2 separate regions of the Homo sapiens genome follow, and region 2 is linked to region 1. A link is a loop called in an ENCODE intact Hi-C map of the cell type or tissue named here. Cell type or tissue: IMR-90. All regions are shown on one strand.

Region 1 (8,000 bases):
GGACCAGATCTGTTTCAGTCACATATCACCCCCTGGACCAATCACTCTATCCATAGGTATGGGGTCCATGGTTCTGGTTGGACAATCTAGGTTATGTCTATTATAGTCAAATCTGGCCTGCGGGGGCAGACTCAGGTTTTCCTGCAGCTTTTTTGGGTCCGTGAAAAGCTTGGTTAGCCCAGGCCAGACTAACCATGCCTCTGTTGATGGAACATTAGGGTATGTGAGCATTGGAAAGGGATCCAGAGGTCCCTGAGCCCAACCCAACCATGGCCAAACAAGAGAAGGGTCTTATCCTAGGTGGCGTGGTGAGGCAGTACCACTCCAAGTCCTTTCCTTTGCCTGTGCCACCTCTATCGGAAGGATTATGTAAGCTTCTCTTGTGGGAGCAACTGAAGGATCCTGGCAGAGAGAGGCGCAGAAACTGTGGGTCACATGCAGACTACATCGGGCTGCCCCTGAGCTGCCCTATCTCTTCTATCTCTTTGTCTTCTCACTTCTCTGGGCCACTACTTGGTAATGTAGTTGAGATTCTGGCTATTCAGAGCCCCATTTCAGAGGGGGGCTAGAGTGGGGGTACCTCTGGGCTTAGCCAGTCCTCTGCCTTTTCTTTCACCTCTTTTTTCTAGGGAAGGTGGTTCCTGAGACAGAGTCTGCCCCAAATTATAAAATCAAACAGAAAAAGACGTCAGAGGGAGAAGCAGGGTAACAGTGTCGCCAAAGAGGCCCCTTTCCCCACAAAGGAAGCCAGTGAGAGAGAACAGCCTCTGTTGACAGAACATTGTGGGGGCCGCCTCACATCTGGTGTGGGCGGGGAGGAGGGGCTGCTGTGCCTGGTGGTGCTACTTCTGATGTCCTAAATGTGTCTCCAGAATTTCCCCCTCAACAGACTCTCTTCATGATGCCACTGCCAAGTCGTGAAAAATGGATCAAGGGCATAGGCTGGCTTCATGGAGGTCAAAGCAAGTAGTCATCATCTCATAGCTGAAAGAAAAAAAGCTTTGCTCTTTCTGATTTGCCTATTTTCCTTTTTCTACTCTTCCTTGTTTGTAAGCGGAGGAGCTTGTTTGCAGTTGGTCACTGGATTTCTCTTCTGCAGCCCTGGTTATCATTTGCACCATAGTTGTTGCATGCTCCTGTGGCAGCTTCCTGGAGAGCTGACCTCTGTGCACAATGCCCTTGGCATATTCAGGGCAGCAGGTACCCTCCACATGTGGCCATGCCTCTCACTGTTTAGATGTGCCCATGGCTCCCTGACATCTATAGGAGAGAGCCCAAGCTTCTTCCATGACAACAAGAGAATGGCTGATCATTCCAGCATTTTCTCTTTCTGTTCCGTGTCACATTCACAGACACACCACACAAAACGTTTGTGGATTGCAGGACACCCTACCCGTTACCATGTTTCTGTGCCTCTTTTCATGCAGTGCCCTCTCTCTGGAATCACCTGCCTCCACCCACCTTTCATGCAAACAATTTCTACTCCACCTACTTTCAAGATCCAGTTCAAATGTCACCTTCACTATGAAGCCTTCCTAATTTCCCCACAGCATGAATGATCCCCTCATCCATGCTCCTGCTCCTTTCCGTACCTTCTCTATTATATACCTCTTTACTAGAGTTTTTGCGTGTCTGCAGGGAGGTGGTATAGCAAAGGCAAGAGAACATGAGCTTTGCCTTTTGGTCTGGGTTTGGAACCTGCTGTGCCATGTATTAGCTGTATGTCTTTGCAGAAGTTATCTGACCATTGGGAGCCCTTTCTGTCTTTACTTGTAAATGAGCATAATTAAACTATGCTAAAGTATTTTGTTGGGGATGAAATGGATCAACCTGTGATGTGCCTGCCATGGTGCTTGGCAAATGATAGTTCTCAAAAACTGGTAGGGTGGTAGATGTGGTTATTGTGATTATAAATGAACCATGAAATCTTAGCAATGAAAGAGACCAGGGGGGTCATTCTCATGCCTTCAAAGCCTGATTCCTATTTTTTTTTATCAGATTAACATCTAGCTTCCCCTTGAACTCTGGGACAGGTAGCTCACTTTCTTCCTAATCTTTTGTGATACTTAATTCTGACAGTGCAGAGGTTGGCTAGTCCATAGACTTAGTTACTCTGTGTGAATTTGCAGGAGTACTTTAAATTGTTGGTTATATGTATGTATGCATGCATACATGAATGTATATGTGCCTGTGCATATATATATATGTATGTATGTATGCATGTCTATATGCATTTAGTGATGTTTGACCATGTAATGTTTCCTAAACAGTTTTACTGAAAAATCTGGGTTAGGAAGAAACAAAGGAAATTAAACTGTAAAGCAAAGTTGTGAGTGGCTTTGTGTTTTCTTAGACCTTTTGTTTCCAGGTCTATTTGCATCTGTTTCTTTTTGCTTGCCTCTGAGCAGAATGCTAGTAGAAATTGTGGCTTGTGGTGTTGCTGCAACTATCAAGCATACTTTGGCTGTGATAGATGAAGAGAGAACACAATCTGAGTGACGTAGTAACATGGTGCATCTAAAAATAGTAGTATTTTGTTGGCAGAGAGAAGACAAAGTTGTTTTCTAATGTGGTTTAGGAGCAAGGAATCCTTAGTTGTTTTGTGGTATTTTGGCCTCAGTTTTCTCATCTGTAAAGTGGGAGCATTGGGCACTAAGAGCTGGGGTAAAGAGGAGGCAGAGGTGGACTCTGTACTTGAGAACTAACTACTTCCCTTCCCCATTCAACTGGAGCCACTCTATCTTTATTTTTTAAAGCTGAGTTATGCATTTGAGTTCCTTATATTATTTAAAATAAAATATTCTGTTGCTTCAAAAATTTGAAAACCTCCAAACTGTGTTGTCTTTTGGGCTCCTTCCTGCTCTAAAGACTATTATGGCTGTAGATAAAGCAAAGTTATATTTTTCCTGACTTTCTAATACACATTAATTTTGTAAGAAATTTTCTCAAATGAAACAAAATCTAGCTTCAAAAACTTAAAAAAAATGTTTTTGCTCTTTTCTCTCTGATTTGCTTAATTGCAGCAAAAGTCGATTTCTTTCCTTTTTCTTCCAAAATTTGCTTTTCTCTGACAATCAAAATTCCACTAAGAGTAGGAAAAAGTCATAGATGTGGTATGGAGTGAAAGGTAAGTATCATGCTTAATATTCCTTTGTATATTTTCATCCTAGGCCAGTACTTAGAGAAACTATGACATAGTTAAAATGTGAATTCAGCATTATTCGTCTCTCTTTTCAGCAATTTCTTTTTCCAAGTCTCTCCAGATGACCTCAATGAATCATAAAGCTGAAAACAACATAAAAATATTTTTGCCTAAATGTATCACTTTATAGATGTGGAAAATGGGACTCTGTGAGGGGGATGTATTTGTATAGGATAAGGTAATCAGCCATAACTCAAACTCTGGTCTTTTCTAGTTCAGTTTTCTCTCTAGTTGGTCTAGGAAGCCTCCTGGTGCTTCAGTTTTCTTACTGTAAAATGGGGATGATAATAATAGTATCTACCTCATAGAATAGTCTCGAGTATTACATGAGAGTAGAACACTTAGAACAATGCTTGGGCTATGGAAAGTTTCTGACACTTGTTTGCTGTTATTATCATTATTGTACTTCCACATGGTGCCAGCAGGCTGCCCAAGGTGCACACACTAATGGAAATACCCCATTTGGGGACCATGCTGCTGTCTTCCATTCTCAAAACACGTCACTATAAAAATTTCCTCTTGTGACATTCTATTTCCCCAGGGCACTGTTTCTCTGCTGGGTGACACTGGAAGGGTAATTGGTTTTATTCAGATAGATGAACTCCATGTTAAAATATTGCTTAATGTTACCATTGCCTAGTAATAATACCTTAACTCAGTGAAAATATATGCGCCTCCATAAACCTTAAAAGGCTGCCTTTAATGGGGCGACTTCAGATTTACCTGGCAGGTGAGTAGGTAAGTCGTTTTTCATCAAACAGGTCTTTTGTCTTACCTTGAGTTACTACCTTCTCTGCTAGAATGCATGGGGCCAGCCAAGCATCCTCATCACTCTCACCTCTAAGTTCTGGAAAATGAATGCCAATTATGAAGTGGGTGAGCATTTATGATTTAGAGACCATTTTATTCCTTTGTTAAGGTCAGGTGAATGGAACTTTACTTGAGCAGTGAAGAGAAACTAGTCCTCACTTCTAAGTTTATCATGCTTTTGGGAAGCAGGTAATCATCTAATAGATAGGAAAATAATTCTGAGAGTGTGATGGAAAGAAGTATTACCTGTCATTGAGGAAAAATACTGTATAGGGCATGCCCCACCCTGAATCTCAGGAACCCTGAGAGCCAGGTTTGAAATAGCCCCTGGTGGTGGCTTCACCTAGAAGGAAGTTTGACGGACCCTTCTGTGATGTCGCTTGCAATCATCTTGGGCATGGATTCCCCCAGTCTTTGGTTCCTCTCTTCATCTGTCCTCCCTCCCTGACTCCCAACTTCATACCTGGTCCCGTTCTTCCAGAGCATTCTACCTTATTGACATTGTTCATGAACTAGGGGAACCCTGACAGTGAGTTGCAGCTTTGTGGAGCTGAAACTTTGTCACCATCCACAGCCGCCCAGCCAGCACCCAGGAGGGACCCTCTTGAGTAGCGTGTGATATTGATCTGAAGAAACTTACCTCCTCACTATTGGTATATTTTCTCCTTTTCTTCCGCACAAGAGAGAGAGATGGGGGTGGGGGGGTGAAAGGGAGGGAGGGAGGGAATGAGGGAGGAGAGAGAGCGCGAGCGAGAGAGCCCCTTTAGCAAGAAAACATCAAGAGTTTTTGAGTGTGGTGTGTGGTTCCCTTCGTCCCCATCAGTCGCTTCAATATTTCAAAATGGATCCGGTTCTGTGGCGGGTGCGAGAGTGAGGCTGTGGGGGACCTCCAGGCCCAACCTCCGCGAAGCCTCGCGGCTTCTGCGTGCCCTGGCCCCGGGAGGATAAGGATTTCCCTTCCCTCCTACTTGCGCGCGGAGCCGAGCTCTTGTTGAGGTGAGGGTTCCGGAAGCCCACGCAGCTCCGCAGGTCGGTGGTGGCCGCGGCTGCCCTGCGGGGGTGAGTGTGCCCGGCCGGGGTCGGAGCCCAGCGTGTGCCCGGCAGACGGCGGTGCCCGCGCGCCCCTCCCTCCGCGCCCGCGGTGACAGCCCAGACACCAGCCCGGGCGCTGACAGACGACTTTTCTCACTTGTCAGTTTTCTCGCTTGTCAGCAGAGCTGCTGGTAAGTGAGAGAAAACAGAGGGGCGCGAAGGCAGGCGCGGCCAGGGAGTGAGCGGGGCGCTGGGCGCGGGGCGGAGCCGGGTGCGCGGCGTCCGGGTCAGGCCCCACCGCCCGCGCCGGCTCCCGCTTTGCTCAGCCGCCGCTTTTCTCTCCCTTCTCACTTTCTCTCCTCCCCACCCAGCCCTCCTTTTCACCTCCAAACCCTTTAGCTGCGCGCTGATCGCTTCTGTGGCTTTGTTTGGGGGTAGGGGGAGAATACGAATAGACCCGAGGTGCTTTCTCTTGGAGCTGGAGTCCAATCCCAATCCCTATCTCTATCCCTATCCCTGTGCTTATCCCTGGGCATTAGCCCGGGACCATGGCTGGTTCCCGCAGCTGCCTCCGGAGCGCACCTGGGGCCATGGTTTGCCGCGATCGGAGTCCGCTCTAAGTCGGAGTCTGGGGGCGCAGAAGGGGGAGCGCGCCGAGAAAGTGCCGGGCAAACGCGCGCCGCGCCTGGCTGGGCATCGCGAGCTGGGCGAGGAGACGGGGAGGGGACAGCCCAAACTATCTCAGCTTCACCGCCAGTGGTCACCTACCTGCAGCTATGGAGTCGCCAACCAAGGAGATTGAAGAATTTGAGAGCAACTCTCTGAAATACCTGCAACCGGAACAGATCGAGAAAATCTGGCTTCGGCTCCGCGGGCTGTAAGTATACCTATTTACTTCTCCTGCCCCATTTCCCGCTCCCATCCTTATTTTACCACACAGCCGCAGTCACGACTGCTCACCCTGTTCCTGCATGGGCCTTTAAATACAACCCTAGAAGTTCCACAACTGCTGCTCTGTTAATTACAGTCACTGCTACTTTTCTTCCAACACAGAGAGGGTTGTCTTTCTGTCTTAGAATGCCTTGCTGTTCCAAGTCATGCTTTTTTGGGGGGAAGGAGAGATGTCCTTTGATGAGTCAGTTATGGTGGCCCAATACTCAATGAGGTGTTTCTGATCCTTTTTGCCCAGGGAGAAAAGTTTGAGACCCAGACAGGGACTTTTAATTGAAGGAAGAATTTTTCTCTGCAAACTGCTTGCATACACTTGGGCAGGTGGTCCAAGAACTTACCAACAGTTAAAATTCAACATGCATTCTGGCTGCTACATTTCTTTTTTCCCTCTCCTTAGCCCAGTCGAACTTCTGATATTTCCTGGGGTTCTTTTTGGTGGAGAAATGTTTACTAGAAGGAAAGGCTCTTGTGGAGAAAGGGGGGGCAGAAACGATATTGGGGTTTTCTTGCAATATTTGAACAATGAAATAGAGTGGCCAGAATTCTAGTTGCCCTGATGGATGGAGATCTCTGAATTTCATTCACTTCATTGGGTTCTGTCTGTTTTTGGGTACTGAGGAGAGGTGACCTGAAAATACATGGTATTTTCTGTAAAAATATTTCATCATCAGTGAACTGCTGGTCACTCCAGTCAGGAGCTTGAGGGATAGCTGTATATTCACAGCTTGCTCCTCAGTCACTGGGCAGGTCCCAAAGACACCTTCCATTACTACTAGATACTACTTTCATCAGTCATTTGGCATCAGATATCTAGTGTGGTTTAAAAATATGGCTTTTCTCCAAGCATATTCTCTAGACATTCTGTTTCTAACAAGGGCACTGATGGGAAAACCAGCTTCCTGCCAGTTTGTTTGTTTTGCTGCTGTTATTGTTTTTGAAAGCACACACACAAACAAAAGACAAATAAAAAATGTGTTGATCTAAGTTAGCTTGATATTCAAAGTTTCTAAGGAGAAGCATTAAGGTAGTATGTGTTTCTTTAAGGGGTCCTTATTGACAGGTGCAATTTATAAAAGCCATTCCATATATAGTCCAAGTGAGCTTCATTGCCATTGATTTCAATGGGAAACCATGCCAAATAATTTGATTTTTGACTTGTCTAGCCACCGCTAGTGGAGACTGTAAATTTATTTGGAAACCTTGTCTCTGGCTGGCAGGCTTTCCTGACAGTTTAGATGCCTGCAACGCAGCAGCTCTCGGAGTGGTGTTTACAGTAATCTCATGTTATATTTAGTGAACATTACGTCCGATTGTATTGTGCTGCACACAGAAAGTTTGTTGTGTCCACAAAGTCTGGGCCCAAAGTGTATAATGTGAAAGCGTTGTCGAGCTGGATTCCTTGCCATGCTGACTAGAGGGATTCATATCCATACACCCAGGAACTTCTTCTCTTGGACTGCTTTTCAATTTAAACCGACTCCATGGAGACATTTGGGCTAGAGACAAGTGTTTGGTCAAATCAGCAATGCTGAGGCGGGAACTTGTGTGGAAAAGCATTAGCACTTACAACACTGCGTCGTGTAGCTTTCTCAGTTTCATATCTGCTAGGCTTCTCTCTCCAAGGTGTTGCAGTGTAATGTAACTACATTTTCATTTTCTAGTCTCTTGTATCTACTCAGAACCTAGTGCTTTTGAACATGAAAAGTGTGGGGTGATTATAGCTTCACTTTCTAATTTGAAAAGGAGATGCTATTATTTGTTATTATTATACATATTTTTACCAGTATGTGATCCTTACCACTTCTTCTTCTTCTTCTTTTTAAACATAACAGCAGTGCTAGAATAAATAGCTAAAGACTCTGGAAACCAAAGCACACACTCTTTTATACAACTTGGAATAACATTTTTGCAGTCCACAACTTGGAATAACACTTTGCCGTCCACAAAATAGAAACCCTTAGGGGAAGGAAGGGTGTGTGCATATTTGTCCACACAACAGATTGTC
Region 2 (8,000 bases), 330 kb after region 1:
TGTGTCAGTTAAACTCTTTCTCTACTGCAATGCTGAGATCTCAGTGGACTGATTTTTTTTTCTGTGCAGGAGGTAGGAAGAACTCATCAGGTGATTACAATCATAGTGGGCAAAAATTTGAAATGATAGAACACTGCTCTAGCATAGTCGGTTTCAAAATCCAGGTAATAATTTTTGAGAACCCACCAGGTTCCTGGCACTTTAATATATGCTAATATATTTTTTAACTCTTATAATGAACCTGTGTGGGAAGACTTACTGTCCTTATTGTTGATTAGCCAATGGGTTAAATTTTTCAGAAAGTTTGCAGAACTAGTGAGGAAAGGTAGAAAGGAGGTTCAATTGAGGTCCTTTGATTGCACTGCTATATATTTTTTCCATGCATTGTGTTGTTCACACAGACTTTTCTGGTGTGCCCCTTTGTTGAGCCTGCTCCCTGGCATCACAAGTTTTTCATATTCAACCATGCTCCTGTCATCCAACATAGAATTCAGGACCAGCAGCAATGGCATGATTCTTCTCAACACTCAGGATTGTGAGTTTCCCTCTCCCTCTTAGGCCAGGATTGATTGTGTCCTCTACTGAACCCATGTCATGAAGCATTTCTAGAAGAAGACCTACCTACCTTTCTAGGAGAAGAGCTGACATTACCACCCACACATTTGGACCTCTGGCCTCCATGCACCATTGCTCATTGAATGCATCTTCCCCACCTCTCATCAGTTAATCCAAATGGTTGGCTCTTTCTCCAACTTGTGGCTTTTTTTCCCTGTCCTCTCAATTAGGACATGTCGACAGCATAGTCCATGTGGGAAAAAAAAATTCCCTAATTTTTGTGTTTCCTACTTCTGTGGATATCTGACTCTACACCATTCTCATTCTTCCCTGAAGTCTCAGAGGAAGCTGTGTTCTCATGTTTAAAACTGGTTTCCCCCACTGAACCATATCCGGTTTCTACTGCTGAAATATACTTATATTTGATTTTTATAGAAAGTCAGCAATGGAATCCAACTATTTTGGATAGATATCCAAACTGCCAGAGCACAGTGATATTTCCACAGGCCCATTCCCCTTGAACTTTCTGAATCTATGCATTTGTCCTTGTCACTCTCTCAGTCCTGTACCTGCACTCCTAATGACTTGCTGGACTTCTTCATCTGAGTGTCTTGGAGTGCTGTAAGTGTCACTCCCATATTCTCCTGCAGCTCTTGTACAGTCTTCTCCCTGACGTCTATATTTCTGTTATTGCTACTATCATTTTCCTAGTGACTCATTCTCAAAGTCTTTATCTTTTACATTCCTCCAAATCCATCTTCACATTTGTCACTGATTCTTCTCTGGGATTCTGCTTCTACCTCTGGGTTCCTTCCTTAGGAATTACAGCCCTCCATTGCAAGAGAGATATCCCCTCTCATGTCAGACTCCCCCTGGAGCCAGAAAACCCACCTCCAGTGACCAGTGGCAGAGGCTTTATCAAGAGAAACATGAAGAACAAGTTTGCCAACATGTGCATTCTCCACTGTTGGAGAAGTTTGTCCACTCCTGTCTTACCCAGAGGGCTTCTCTCAGTCACTGAGAAGACTCAGTACCTGTCAACGAGAAGCGAACATTTTACAGAGAGATCTGGGTACTCCTGACACCTTGCTCAAAGGTCTCTCTTTTCCCCTACTCGCCCACCATACTCAGCATAAAGAGATCAAATGAGTGCAAAGCATTTGAATTCAAATATTCTAAGCCAAAAAGACATAAATATCACCAGACAATTCTGTTCAATAAATAAATACATGGGGAATATACTAACTTTCAAAGGACAAAGTTTCTCATGAAGTGACATCTATTACTTATTACTATTTTGCACCACCTACCTTCACATGGAGCTGCTTGTTGACTGAGCCAGGTCTATTCTCATTTTTGTTCACATGGCTTCATTTTCATTAAATGTCTTTTACTTGCCTTTTGCCTTTGGAAATCTTAGTTGTTCTCCTAGGCCCCACATAAACTTTCAACTTCTCTGGGACTTGGTCCCTGATCTCTCCAAGTAAAAGTGGCCTTTTGCTGGGATTACTCCTCATCATGCTCATTTTACTTATTTGAGACACTTAAATCATTCTCCCACAAATTACATAGATCCTGGTGCTTTCCTACTATATTATCATTTCCTGGAGAGCAGGGACCATCCCATTTCTTTTTCATACTATATCCTCCGTAGTGATCAACATAGTGCTTTATGTAAAACAGATCCTTGAAAATGTAATGAGAGGATGTGGTACCAAATGGAAACAAGATAGGGATGGGAAATGTATAAATTCAGGGAAAATATTACCACTCTTCATCTCCCACTTCCAGCAGACAATCACTAACTTTTCTCACCAGGCTTAGAAATAGTCTCAGAAACCTTCTCGACACAGAGCGCCAGGCAATTGGTTCCAACCCACTGGAGTTTTCATTCTGTTAAAATCAATTAGCATCCATAGATGAAGAGAGAGCATAGTTTTGCCTTTATCTTAATGCTCTGTTGTGCTGGTTAAACATCTCTTTATGTGCCAAAATCTCACTTCATCCAGATAAATAAATTTATGTTTAAAGATTGAAATGTCGTATCTTTCAAAAAAAAAAGCTACTTTGCTCTTCACATATCTCTGCTATATTTTTAAGATTCAAAATCCCTGGTGAAGAGAGGAACACAGCTCCAGCCCTTAGAGCCTTACCTTTAAAAGTAGGCAATTTGTCTGAACCTTTCTTTTCCTCAAACATCCTACCACTGAAAGTACTGCAGTTTCCCGAATTTTGGAAACAAATATCAGAGTGTGATCTCACCACTTACTAAACTAGGCTAAAATGCCTTGGGAGATGTTGTGTTAGATAGCACAGTTGTGTTTTCTATGAACTGCCTCCCATCTTAAAAGAATTTGAATGTTAATAAGCCACATACAATGGTGTCACTGAAAGGGCATATCATGCCTTGATCATTTCTAGAAATGAGATTGAAGCCATGATGATTAAGTGGCTCAAAGGTTTCCATAGGCACGCAAAAAATTATACTGGTTTATTTAATTTGATGTACTCAAGCAACAGATCGCACCTGATACGCTCACAGTCACTTCTTAGGCTGCACTGCCACCTGGTGTCCTGTAGAGGCATGAGTTTCAGGGAATCCTTCAAGGTAGTTTTTAGCTGGATGAATGTAGTCTTAGATTTCAAAAGTGCAAGCAGGTTGTGAAGTATACCATTTTCATTCACTACATTTCTGTATAGGTTTGTTTCTTCATCAAACACAGGGATTAGCTTCTTGAAAACTCATATTGTTTAGGTGTATGTGTGTGTGTGTGTGTGTTTGTCTACATAAAGAAACCTTAATCTGTGAAGAAAATAGAGCTCAGGGAAATAGTGTGAGAGGAACTGTAGGAATCATAGTAAATATAATAAAGACAGAACTCTAAATAAATGACAATATCCATGATATTTTACATATGGAAATAATAATGACTACAGCACCATTAATGTATATTTATTAATCTTAGTATGCTAATGCTGACCCAACTTCCATTTCTAAGGCTGTTCCCCCGCCTGTCTCTTCTAGAGAAGCTGTAAACACTAAACACTCAACTTCCCAGTTGTCCTACATCTGGGGGCAGCCTCTTCCAGTTCTCCTTTTCCTGCCTGGAGTGCCCACTTGAGCCTGGAGATATAGCAGCCCATGAGTTCATGACAATCATGGAAATGAAATCTGACATGCTCTATGTGGCAGAGCAGAAAGACTGAATTTGCCTGGGCTCCAATTAAATTACTGAACTGCTACACCAGCCCTGGCTGACTTCTTGGGAGTTACTACTGTATGAGAAAAATAAACCCCTATTATTTCTTTAAGTTGCTGTTAAGTTAGTATTTCTGTTGTTACTCCAGAAGCCAGTTTCTAATTAAGTAGAAAACCCTGCTTCCCTGAAATTTGAGTGAAATGCTTACACATTAGTTTTATTTTACTTTTTTGCAGAACAGAATTGGTGTGTGTGTGTGTGTGTGCGCACACACACACACACACTGCATCCTCCAGCGAACTTCTCAATGCTGATGTGGTTTTATGACTTCAGTCATTGACAGCATGGTTCTAGCGTCCTCTGAAGTGGAAACTGTCATTTTTTCTTATACTCCTATTGACTCTCCTGTCTTACTTGTGGCAGGGCTGCAGCCTCAGGCATCTGAAGGACAGATAAGCACATTCCAAGGAGGGGGAAGAGCGGGAGCAAAGAGCATACACTTTTGATCCGAAGAAGGCCCGTGTTATGGTTGCAGAGTGAACAACTAGGAGGCTGGCATAAGATGAGACTCTCAGGATAAGCAAGGGCTACATCATGTTATGGATTAGACTTGATATTAAATGTAATGAAAATAGTTTTTACAAAGACTTAGCAGGATCCCAGCAGGATAAAAGTCATATTTCACAAAGATTGCTGTGGCTGCCAAATGGAGATGGATTGGTAGAGGGTAGGAGAAAAAATTAAGAAGTCAATAACAACAACAACAAAAAAACTATAGAGATAGGGAGGAATTGAGGCCAGACTAGGGGGTGGCATTGGAAATAGAGAGATAGTAGATTTGTTATGAACTTGGGAAGTAGAATCAACAGAATTTGGATAGAGAGTTGAAGAGAGTTTGGGCACCAGTGAGGGCGAATGTAGGCACTGATTACTGAGAGATCATTGGAGTAGGGTGGGGAAGGTGAAGAGGGACCACACTGGGGACAGAATAGAAAACAGTTTTGCATTTGCAGAGTTTATAAGACACACAGTGAGCAGTTTGATTGGCTGGCCAGGTGCTCAGAAGAAGGTTCAAAATAGAACTAGAAACTTCAAAAGGACCACACTACACAATTTCCAAATGTTCCTGGTCCACCTGTCCTCCCCCTCAACTATATTTATCATGACTTTTGGTGGCCTAGGTGGGTTCCGTGAATTAATCTTTGAGAATGTGGAACGCAAAGATCTTAGGGGAGAATGTAACACCAGTGTGGTGTTTCAGTGAAGGAAGATTGGCAAGTGCTGCTTTAGAAAATAATTTTAGAGATAGGGTCTCCTTGTGCTGCCCAGGGTGGCCTCGAACACACCTGGGTTCAAGGGATCCTCCCGCCTCAGCCTCCCAAGTTGCTGGGACTTCAGGTGTGCACCACCACAGCTGGCTTGTGCTGCTTGAATTCGGTTAAAATGTAGTCCCAAGGCTCTAATTCATAAGAAACTTGTAGTTATTAAAAGAAACAGAAACTGCATAGTCTAGGCAGCCATCAGCAAATGGCTTTAGGAAAGTGTTGGCTTCTGAGTTTATGTTACAAACTGGTTAGTGCCGGAAGAGCACAGGACTCAGGGTCTTCATGAGCAAGTGGAAGTCCGATGGGACGTTTGTTCTTTATTGTTTTCTTACTGGAATGTGCAGGATGCGTGTACTCATTGTCCACAAATGTGTACCAGTCTCATTCTCTTTCTTCATGCCTTTATTCCTGATCTAGAATACCACTGATTCATTCCTTTGTTCAATAATATTGGTCAAATTCCTTTCCTGTTTCAGGTGCTAAGAATGCAGCAGTGACTAAAACACAGTCTTAGGTCTCCGGAGCTCTCATCCAGTGGGCAGATAGTTTTAGGAGCAAATAGCTAGCAAACAATGTGATGAGGGCTATGCCTGAGCTGTGAAAACAGAAGTTGTTAACTCTGGGGAGGCTGCAGGAAGAGAATTGGGGCACATGGGACCTGGTCCCTGCCTCCCTCCCCAGTATCTTCTGCAGCCACAGCCATTTTCCACCCCTTATGCCTTTCATGCCAGTCATACCAAAGCTTGTCTTCATCCCTAGGTAAGCTCATTTCTTCCTGATCCCTATGATGAGCCACATTCTGGGAGAATATGTCTGTAACTGCCTAAAAGGAAGACAAAACTTTCTTGCTACAGGCAGGTAAAATATAGGCTGGAATAAAACCCAGTCACCAGAACCTTGTTAGAAGTCTAAAGAAGATGAAAATGGGTAAAAATAACTGAAAATACATGTGAAAATTAAAGTGAAAAATAAGATACAAAGCAGTTAAAACATAGTAGAATGAAATTTAGAGAAAAGTGAAATAATGTAACAATTTGAGAGATTATATTAGTTAAGGAAAGGAATGAGAAAATTGATAATACTGCACATAATTGAGTGGATAAATTTATTTTAGAATAGGAACAGTTAAAGATTAAAAATATGAAGTTAAAATATGGTAAAGGATTGAAGCTGGATAAGGTAAGGTATATATTATGAAACTTTAGAAAGATGTAAAATTCAGCTAAAACCAGTTAATCTAGTTACCATCACCTTATGTAGACTTTCCAAATTTCTCATAAGTAATAATACTCAGGAAAGATAAAATATAAAGAAAAATAGAAATAAAAAAGGTGAAAAGTCACAGCACCACAAAGCTGAGACTAAAAGATCAAAACAACATTATATTATAAATATCGTTAAACAAATTAGTAAACATAAAATGTACAATATGCAATTCTATTTTTTTTTTTTTTGAGACAGGGTCTTTGTCTGTTGGCCAGGCTGGAGTGCAGTGGCATGATCACTGCAGCCTCAAACTCCTAGACTCAAGAGATCCTCCCACTTCAGCCTCCTGAGTAGCTGGGACTACAGGCATGTACCATCACTCCTGGCTAATTTTTCAGTTTTTTGTAGAGACAGGGTCTTGCTACGTTTCCCAGGCTGGTCTCAAACTCCTGACTTAAAATGATCCTTCTTCCTCAGCCTCCCAAAGTGCTGAGATTACAGATGTAAGCCACCGTGCCTGGCCTGAAAATGCAATCCTTGATGAGATAGTGAGGCATTTTTCCTCAATTAGTACATGAATCCATTGCCATATATTATTTATTGCTAGAATGATATGATGTTTCATTTTTAGCATTGAGAAAACTAGTTCACATAAATAAGGATATGGAAATAGAAGAAGTTTTATTATAGTAATGTTCCTTAAATCTTTGAACTCTCTTTGGGTAATGTGTCAAAAATAAGCACATGGTAATCTAGCATTCTGACAGCTTAAATAGATCTTATTTCAATTTTGTTATAAGTGAAGAATTGGAAACTACTTGAGTTGGAGAAGGATTTATAACCCAGGCATTTGAATCATGCACTTTCTCAATTTTTTAAAGTGCACTAAAAGTCTTACTTAGACTCATCAAATGATTATAAATTAGATATCTATATGTGCCTGTCTGCATGTGTATACATAACATATGTATGTTAGTCATTCACTGCTTGGAAAAAAAGAAACATTAGTTATAACACACCTTTGCCAATATTGTTATTTTTCTTGTGTCATGTTGGAGGGTGGCATAGTGGGTGACTTTGTTTGCAGAATTCCCTAAATAGCAGCAAAGAGCCCATTGCCATCCAAAGGAATCCCATGAGGGCAGCTCAAAGAGAGTGGAAATGCCACATTCTAGCCCTTCAGAGCAAAAGGTGCAAGACATGGGGAGACAAGTGCTAGAGAGGCTTACACAGCCAGTATTTCATGGCATGCCTTCCTTTTGTAGAGTGGGAAAAGGTAAGATAGGAAATGACAGCCTGCATGAACGTGTAGGCCAGTTCTCAGGCAGATCGGTTTTGGGAAAGAGAGAGAAAGTAAAGTCAAAAATTAGGAAACTAAATTATTTAAAGTGTTCTACGTCAATGTGCCCTCTGAAAGTTCATGATCCACATGGTGGGCAAATCCCATTTGCAGACTGCTGTTTGAGACCACCATTTTGGGTGCCTAATTGGTTCTCCTTGGGTGAGGACACTAATTCTAGGGTTTTACATTTTTGTTTAGTTGGGGGAGAGGGCAACACTGACTGAGTGTTCACCAAACTGGTTCCCTTTCCTGCACTGAGAGTGTGCTTCTACGTGACCATAAGGAGGACCTCCACTCGTGCACTGGGCTTCTGAGCACACCTCCATTATTGAACTTATTCTGTAGCTCCATGGCTTGCTAGCTGTGTGACCT

What was found. Hi-C counts contacts between places; a loop is a spot of excess contacts. Peaks named below come from ENCODE experiments on the same cell type or tissue, not always from the same donor. Only the 100,000 strongest peaks of a DNase experiment are listed, where the experiment ranks them.
Region 2: it touches region 1 in a loop (9-fold over the local background); 14 of 110 quality-filtered maps call a loop at or near these places.

Annotation. Positions count from the first base shown.
Region 1 is chr7:32,068,214-32,076,213 of GRCh38, reverse strand. PDE1C (phosphodiesterase 1C) reads left to right here and starts at 5,807. Exons shown (of 18, transcript NM_001191057.4): 1 at 5,807-5,921. The coding sequence starts at 5,821. In IMR-90, a CTCF peak has its summit at 3,621; no DNase peak of the experiment used is centred here; H3K4me3 peaks cover 3,559 bases; H3K27ac peaks cover 1,921 bases.
Region 2 is chr7:31,739,596-31,747,595 of GRCh38, reverse strand. It overlaps a transcript of PDE1C not described here. Among named protein-coding and RNA genes, the nearest start is that of PPP1R17, 56 kb to the right of the region's middle. In IMR-90, a CTCF peak has its summit at 3,120 (motif pointing left); a DNase peak (open chromatin) is centred at 3,115.